3 separate regions of the Homo sapiens genome follow, and regions 2 and 3 are each linked to region 1. A link is a contact called in ENCODE Hi-C or POLR2A ChIA-PET data. All regions are on one chromosome and are shown on one strand. Each heading gives the region's core, a stretch centred on a gene start or an enhancer-like site at or near the end of the contact. The rest is flanking DNA. Distances are from core to core; before and after follow the strand shown.

The links. A loop is a pair of places that touch in the nucleus more often than their neighbours do. ChIA-PET counts read pairs that join two places held with the same protein, here RNA polymerase II (POLR2A). Pooled maps may share reads with other maps.
Region 2: a loop to region 1 is called in a pooled map, with 3 times the contacts of the local background. The contact joins the enhancer-like site here to the promoter of RNF213 in region 1. A Hi-C loop is called at or near these places in 1 of 50 pooled maps.
Region 3: a loop to region 1 is called in a pooled map, with 18 times the contacts of the local background. The contact joins the promoter of METTL23 here to the promoter of RNF213 in region 1. A Hi-C loop is called at or near these places in 2 of 37 single-sample maps with no recorded cell type and 9 of 50 pooled maps. POLR2A ChIA-PET finds 5 or more read pairs at or near these places in 1 of 52 experiments (B cell).

Annotation. Positions count from the first base shown.
Region 1 is chr17:80,259,429-80,262,128 of GRCh38, forward strand. It overlaps RNF213 (ring finger protein 213), which reads left to right and starts at 1,424. Exons shown (of 68, transcript NM_001256071.3): 1 at 1,424-1,474. RefSeq lists silencers at 803-1,152, 1,432-1,781, 2,162-2,301.
Region 2 is chr17:77,108,793-77,111,492 of GRCh38, forward strand. It overlaps a transcript of SEC14L1 not described here. Among named protein-coding and RNA genes, the nearest start is that of MIR6516, 21 kb to the left of the region's middle. Within about 2 kb of position 1,264, at least 8 of the 41 ENCODE cell types and tissues checked have a DNase peak (open chromatin) inside an H3K27ac peak, as active enhancers do.
Region 3 is chr17:76,725,585-76,728,284 of GRCh38, forward strand. METTL23 (methyltransferase 23, arginine) reads left to right here and starts at 1,255. Exons shown (of 5, transcript NM_001080510.5): 1 at 1,255-1,594. It overlaps JMJD6 (jumonji domain containing 6, arginine demethylase and lysine hydroxylase), which reads right to left and starts at 1,022. Exons shown (of 6, transcript NM_015167.3): 1 at 763-1,022; 2 at 1-271. The coding sequence starts at 891. RefSeq lists enhancers at 895-1,524, 2,155-2,700 and silencers at 946-1,075, 1,186-1,635.

The DNA of each region.
Region 1 (2,700 bases), core at 174-2,673:
TGCACTCCAGCCTGGGGTATAGAGTGAGACTGTCTCCAAAAAACAAACAAACAATAAATAAAGTGCCACCCTAAAATTAAAAATTTATCCTCAGGTTTTGTGTGTTTGTTAGTTTTTGAGGCAAGATCTCACTTTGTCATCCAGGCTGGAGTGCAGTGGTATGATCACGACTCACTGCAGCCTGGAGCTCCCTGGGCTCAAACGATCCTCTTGCCTCAGCCTCTTCAGGTGCACCACCACGCCCAGCTAATTTTTTTAAATGATTTTTTTTGTAGAGATGGGGTCTCTCTATGTTGCCCAGGCTGCCATCGAGTTCTTCTAGGGAAACTTGCCGTGGGCACCGTGGGGAGTGGGGTAAGGGCAGGGTCTGTGTCTTGTTCCCATGGCTGTCGTGGGCAGTTGTCGGTTAGGAGGGGTGGCTGTCGAGGATGTTGGACTAATTGTTGGCGACCCCCCGCCCCAAGCAGGAGCATTCAGCTGGGGTTCCGCGCCGGGAATTGTTTCAGGATGAGGGTCCCCTCTGGAATGCGCAGAGGGGCGCAGTGTCCAGAGAGGGACGGGATGAAGGGGTGAGAGGAGAAGGAAGAAAAAGAAAGTGGGTGATTTTAAAACGGAGGTCCCTGGTCACACCATGAGCCTCACAGATGGGAAAACTGAGGCACGGGGGATGGTGCGGACCGCCGTGGCCCCTCCATCATCAGTGACAGAGCGCTCCGCGCGGGGCCGCGGAGGTCCCTTAATCTGCAAAGGCCCCCACGCGGCGCGCTGACGACGTCCACTGCACCCGCCGGGCGCCCTCTGGGCCGCTCCCAGGCTGGCCGCCGGCTCTGCGCGGCCGCAGACACTGTCCGAGGTGCTGGGCGCCGGGGCGGGGGGCGCGCCTGTCCCGCCCCACTCGGCTGCTCGGGCCTGCCCGGGGTCTGGGCTTCCGGGAGACCCGCATGCGCCCCACGCCTGGCGGGAACCGAGGCCCCTCCCGCGTCTGTACCCGGCGCGCAGCGGCCCGAGGCGCCTCCCGGGGGCTGGGGGCCCGGAGTCACTGGGAGGCGCCACCGGCGGGGAATTCCGCACACGCCTGCGCGGGGCCGGCGGCGGCGGCGGGCAGGGCGGGGCCGGCGGCGGCGGCGGCGGGCAGGGCGGGGCCGGCGGCGGCGGCGGCGGGCAGGGCGGGGCCGGCGGCGGCGGCGGCGGGCAGGGCGGGGCCGGCGGCGGCGGCGGCGGGCAGGGCGGGGCCGGCGGCGGCGGCGGCGGGCAGGGCGGGGCCGGCGGCGGCGGCGGCGGGCAGGGCGGGGCCGGCGGCGGCGGCGGCGGGCAGGGCGGGGCCGGCGGCGGCGGCGGCGGGCAGGGCGGGGCCGGCGGCGGCGGCGGCGGGCAGGGCGGGGCCGGCGGCGGCGGCGGCGGGCAGGGCGGGGCCCAGGGCCCCGTGACCCGAGGGGCGACAGCGCGCGGCAGGCGGCGAGCTCGGGGGCCGCAGGTGCGAGCGGGCCTGGAGAGTCTCCCGGGGCGGGGAGCGGGCTAGGATACAGTGGGCCCCGCGGGCCGGCGGGCCGGGTCCCGGGGAGCGGCGCCTGCGTCCGGATGCCCCTCCCGGCCGCCTCTTCCTGCCGGCTCCAAGTTTCGGTTTCGCCGCCGGGGTGCCCGGTCCAGCCCCGCCCGCGGCGCCCACTGACCCTGTTCCCCGGCTGCGGGAGGGGTCGGGGTGGGGGCAGCGGGCACGCCTGGGACCCCGGCGACATCCCCGGAGCGCAGAGCGCGGAGGAGGCTTTGCGCCCCGGCAGTGCTGCCCCCGGGAAGTGGCCGGGGCACGGGGGGTGTAGTGGAAGGGGACAGCCGGACCCGGGCCTGCAGGTCCGCCCGGGAATCCTGCGCCTGTACGAATGGCAACAACGGAAAAGTGAAGTTGCAAAAACAGACTCCTAACTTTTACGAGGGAGGCATCGCCCCGTCTGAACCGCACCGCGCAGCGTCCTTCCGACTTGGCGAAGTCGCCCGAGCGCGGGGCTCAAGGCCAGGGTGGGCACCCCTCCCGGATGGCTGCCTGCAAGCCGGCGGGCCGGGCCCTGGGGGAGTCCAGGGCGGGAGGGGAAGGAGCTGTGCAAACATGGTGGTGGCCCTTCCCTGCCCCCACCTTGTTGACTTTGGTTGTGGTTGGGGGATGGGCTTTGATTTGGGTGGCAGTGTCTGTGCTTGGGAAAAAATGTCAGAGAAAAGACAGGAAGCGGATTGAATGCAACAGTGTTGGGTGCCTGGGGCTCTCTCTTGTGTCTTCCGGCCCCTAGAGCAGATGGAACAATAAGATGCTTTAGGGGGCCGGGCGCAGTGGCTAATGCCTGTAATCCCAAAACTTTGGGAGGCCAAGGCGGGTGGGTCACCTGAGGTCGGGAGTTCGAGACCAGCCTGGCCAACATGAAACCCCGTTTCTACTAAAAACACAAAAAATTAGCCGGGTGTGGTGGCGCATGCCTGTAACTCCACCTACTTGGGAGACTGAGGCGGGAGAATCGCTAGAGCCCGGGAGGCGGAGGTTGCAGTGAGCTGAGATTGCCCACTGTACTCCAGCCTGGGTGAAACTGTCAAACAAACAAAAAATGCTTTTTGGAGGATTTTTCGAGTTTTCTGGTCTGTGGTTCCCCAGTGTAGCATTGGAGAAGGAAACACTTCGGGTGGAAAGAAAGAGGCCTGGGCGGTGGGGAGTCATTG
Region 2 (2,700 bases), core at 14-2,513, 3.2 Mb before region 1:
AAAAAAAAAAAAAGAATGTATATGTCATCTGTTTCTTTTTTTTTTTTTGAGACAGAGTTTGGTTCTGTCACCCAGGCTGAACTGCAGTGGCTTGATCTCAGCTCACTGCAACCTCTGCCTCCCGGTTTCAAGCGAGTCTTCTGGCTCAGCCTCCCAAGTAGCTGGGATTACAGGTGCCAGCCACCACACCAGCTAATTTTTGTATTTTTAGTAGAGATGGGGTTTCACCATGTTGGTCAGGCTGGACTCAAACTTCTGACCTCAGGTGATCATCCTGCCTTGGCCTCCCAAAGTGCTGGGATTACAGGCGTGAGCCACCGCACCCAGCCTGGGGTTTGGCTTTATAGACTAAGGGCTGAAGAAAGCAGAAACAGAACAAAAAGCATATTGGTCATTTCAAAGTTAAATTCTTTGTAAGGCAGGAAGAGATACAGGACAATACAAAGACAACAAGAAAAAGATAACCAGTCACAGTTACATCTCTTTTTTCTTATAGAGATGATATCTTGCTATGTTGCCCAGGCTGGTCTCAAACTCCCAGCCTCACGTGATCCTCCTGCCTGGGCCTCCCAAAGTGCTGGGATCATAGGCGTGGGTCACAGAGCCCACCAAGTTACTGTTTGTTGTAAGGGTTAAAACAGAGGGAACTTCATTAGCATGCTGACTTGAGACTGAAACTGGCCTCCTTGGGAAATTAGGCTGCTATTTCTCTCGCCTGATTTCTTGGGAAGTCAGATAACAACTCAGTGTTGGTTTGCTGAGCACGGGTGACTCCATTTTGATTTTTGTCTGGTCTTTTGGGGCCTAGTGCAGGAGTTTAGTCCAAAACAAGGGCCTCCTATGATTTTTGTTTAACACTCTGAAAGAGAACGAACTGAAACTAACTGTTCAAAGGTATATTTTCTCTTTGCTTTCTGTAGCTTTTATTGTTTAATGCTCAGCCTTGGAAGGATATGCCGTTCCATATGTTCTAAAAGGAACAAAACAGTCTACCAGTACTTAGCATCTACTCATTTCCAGCCACTAGAGTCCCCAGCCTCACCACAGTTTAGCAGACTGTTAGCTGTTACATTAACTAAATGCGTAAAATGCTGATATCCTAATATGCCTCTTTTTTTGAAAATAGCATCATAATTCATCATAATTTGTAGGCTCGCAAACATTTTCTTGGAATCCACTGGACTCCCCCATGCTTTTTAATTCCGTACTTTCTGTGCAAGCAACACAATAGTTGGAACTGACTTCAGGCCAACTGCTTCCTTTTAACTTTTGTCATGTTACCCAGAATAGAGGCATGGAGTTGTTTACCCGGTTTTCATTGAGGAACATTCTTTGTCTTCCAAGGAATACATAAGAAGCCTTCCTGTCTCAGAACACCAAGCTCTGAAAGGTGACTTTTCTGCTCGAGTAATTACACTGGTTGACTGAGCTCCGGAAAGGAAACGCATTCTTGGTTGCAGAGAGAGGAAGTGGCTTGCATTGTTGGACAAAAAGAAAAATGATTGTTTCCTAGGGTCACTGTCCTCAGCCTCCCTTTAGAGAGCCTGGATCTTGCAGCCATCAGTTATGGAAGTGGCTCTGGGAATAACTTTGCCCTGGGTGATGATTGTTGATGAAAAGAGTCGAAGTGTATAAAATATTTGAAGAGATTTATTCTGAGCCAAATATGAGTGACCATGGCCAGAGACACAGCCCTCAGGAGGTCCTGAGAACATTTGCCCATGGTGGTCAGGACGCAGCTTGGTTTAAACATTTTAGAGAGGTATGAGACATCAATCAAATACATTTAAGAAATACATTGGGGCTGGCTGGGCGCGGTGGCTCATGCCTATAATCCCAGCACTTTGGGAGGCTGAGGTGGGTGGATCATGAGGTCAGGAGATTGAGACCATCCTGGCTAACAGGGTGAAACCCCATCTCTACTAAAAAAAAATACAAAAAATTAACTGGGCGTGTTGGCAGGCACCTGTAGTCCCAGCTACTCGGGAGGCTGAGGCAGGAGAATGGTGTGAACCCGGGAGTTTGCAGTGAGCCAAGATTGTGCCACTGCACTCCAGCTTGGGCGACAGAGTGAGACTCTGTCTCAAAAAAAAAAAAAAAAAAAAAAGAAATACATTGGGGCTGGGCACAGTGGCTCACTCCTGTAATCCCAGCACTTTGGGAGGCCGAGGCAGGAGGATCACTTGAGGTCAAGAATTTGAGACCAGCCTTGCCAACATGGTGAAACCTCATCTCTGCAAAAATACAAAAATTAGCCGGGTATGGTGGCAGGCACCCGTAATCCCAGCTACTCGGGAAGCTGAGGCAGAAGGATCGCTTGAACCCAGGAGGCAGAGGTTGGAGTGAGCCGAGGTTGTGCCATTGCACTGGGTGACAGAGCGAGACTCTGTCTCAAAAAGAAAAAAAAAAAAAAAAAATACATGTGTGTGGTCCAGAAAGGCGGGACAACTCAAAGCCGGGGGTGGGATTCCGGGCTATACGTGAATTTAAAGATTTTTTGGTTGACAATTTTTTGGCTGAGTTTGTCTAAAGACGTGGGATTGATAGAAAGGGAATGTTGAGGTTAAGATAAAAGATTGTGGAGACCAAAGTTCTTTTGAAGTGTTTTTTTTTTTTTTGAGACAGAGTCTCGCTTTGTCGCCCAGGTTGGAGTGCAGTGGGGCAAAAGCCACAGACACTCAAGGCCAGCCAGTGCAAGCA
Region 3 (2,700 bases), core at 5-2,504, 3.5 Mb before region 1:
CAAAGATGTAAAGGGGACTATCATCTCGAGTGCTCTCCATGTACTCGATGTAGTATTTCATCTTCATCTTCACTGAGTAGCCATCGTTATCCTCACCACACTTGAACTTCTGGTTCCGATATTTCCTTTTTAGGCGCTCCAGAGTCCATTTCTCCTGCGCAGACCAGCCCTCTTGCGCATTCAACAAAACCACGGGCTTGTAAGGTCTTTCATACCGCTCCACAAATTCTTCCACAGACAGCTGTAAAGCATCTGCCCTTTCCACGTTATCCTGAGGGAATTAAAAAAGACCTGTCCAGTTAAAAAAAAAAAAAAAGTCCAGTGGCAGATAAGGGTGTCCCCAAGGCCAACTGGTAATGACAAACCGAAGGAAGTTGACTCTCGTCTGGCTCCTCCGGGGTGGGGGCAGGGCGCGTGCGTGAGGCCACGTCGTTCCTAGAGCCACCCCCCATGAGCCTTGACAGCCAGGTCCCCTAGGGGACCCGCCGCCCAAAGGAGTCAGGGACGACGGGCCTTCTAGTTGAGAGCGCCACAGGCGTGGGACTCCCGTCGTCCGCCAGAGCAGACGGGCGGCCACAGCACGGGAGGAAGCAGACCCGCCCCGGAATCCGCGCCTCGGGGACCCCAAACTCCGCGGGGTGCGGGTGAGCCTCTACGAGGTCCCGGGCGCTCGGGGCGAGGGCAGCCTCGGGCCCAGAGAAAGGTGCGTAGCGGCTGGAGGTGCCGATGCCCGGCCTGGCCACCCCCGCCCGACCCGCTCACCGCCACGGCCGCCGGGCTCAGCGAGAAGCTCTCGTAGTAGTTGTGCCGGGTCCAATCCAGCGAGTCCTTGAGCTCCGGCCGCGCACTCCGCTTGGCCTCGCGGATGCGCTTCTTGCTCTTGTGGTTCATTCTGCGGGGTCGCCAGCTGGTTCCGCTACGACCTCGGCGCAGCCCGCTTCCTGACACTAACGCACCCCTCCCCGGCCTGGGCGGCGGCGACGGCAGTACCCAAACGCCCTTCGCTCAGTCCCGGCGCCTTTAAAGTCGCCTTCCAGAAAATTCACTCCCCAGCCACCTCCCGAGCCTCGGGTTGGGCAAGCGGCCGCCGTCTTCCCCGCCCCGACGCCTCTCGCGGTTTTCCATTGGCTTTGGCTCCCCTGGGGTACTCCTTCACATACGGCGGGCCTCCGCCATGTTGGGAAGGTCACGTCGGCTGCGTCACCGCCCCGCCCCGCCCCGCCCCTCCCCTCCCGCGCTGCCGCTGTGCCCATCACTTCCGGTCGCGCCAGCCGCCCGTTGCCAGTTCTGCGCGTGTGAGTCTCTTTCGCCTTGCTCCGGGCTTTCTTCGCTCGCAGCGCGGCAGGGTTATCACCAGATCTGGGCTTTCCCCTTCTTGCCGTCAGGTGCTACGGCCACGTGGCCCGCGGCTTCCCGCTCGCGCAGTCTGGCAGCCCGGAGCCTTCCGCGGTCCCCCGCCCGCCCGGGGCCCAACGACGCCCTACTGGGCGAGCACGATTTCCGAGGACAGGGGGTCCGGGCCCAGCGCTTTCGATTCTCGGAGGAGCCGGGTCCGGGGGCCGACGGGGCTGTCCTGGAGGTCCACGTCCCGCAGGTGCGTGCAGCAGCACCCGCCAGGAGGCGCCTGAGGTCAGGAGCGGATGTCGGCTGACTTGGCTGGGTTCCTGAGGGACCGGGGGTGCGGACGCTCAGCTGCGCAGCTTCCTGCTTTAGGTTGACCCCCGGAGCAAAAACGTCGGATATGAAGCCCTTCGGTGCATTAAATGTCTCTCAGTAAGAATTTTGGAGACCCTGCCAAGAAGTGACCCTGGTCACTATGTTGGTCAGGCTGGTCTCGAACTGTAAGCTTAAGTGATCCTCCTGCCTCGGCCTCCCAAAGTGCTAGGATTACAGGCATGAGCCACTGCGCCGGGCCGGCTTTCTCCACATCGAATCTTTCCTGCCAGGAAAGTGACATTCTTGACTGACCTCTAATGCTTCTTTTGATCTTGTCCAAGGGTTTCTTGATTCATCCTTATCTCTCACTTTTGTGTGAGTTTTGGGATCAGGGTTTCCAGTTTTATTTGGTGCCCAAAGTGTTTCTTGGGTTGGACCTCGCTTCTTCCTCTAAGCTCACAGCTACAACAAAACTCTCAATAATAATTCTTTTTCTTTTCTTTTTTTTGAGACACTGTCTCGCTCTGGCGCCCAGGCTGGAGCGCAGTGGCGCGATCACAGCTCACTGCAACCTCCAACTCCCGGATTCAAGTGATCCTCCCGCCTGCCTAAGTGCTGGGATTGCAGGAGTGAGCCACCATGCCCTGCCTGTCTTCGGTTTTTCAAAGCACTTTCACTTTGCAGTATTTCATTTGGTTTTAACACCAGCCTGTGAGGCATGTCCCATGCTAAAGAAACAGCTTTAGAGAAGTTAAATGGGAGGCGGAGGCGGGAGGATCGCTTGGGACCAGGAGTTCCAGACCAGCCTGGGCAATATAGTGATACTACGTCTCTACAAAAAGTAGAAAAATTAGGCATCGTGGCTTGTGCCTGTAGCCCCAGCTACTCCGGAGGGTGAGGTGGGAGGATTGCTTGAGCCCGAGAGGTCGAGGCTGCTGTGAGCTATGATCAGGCCACTGCACTCAGGCATGAGCAACAGAGCAAGACATTGTCAAGAAGAAAAAAAAAAAAAAAGACTGGAGTGGAGGCTATTTCTGATTGTTT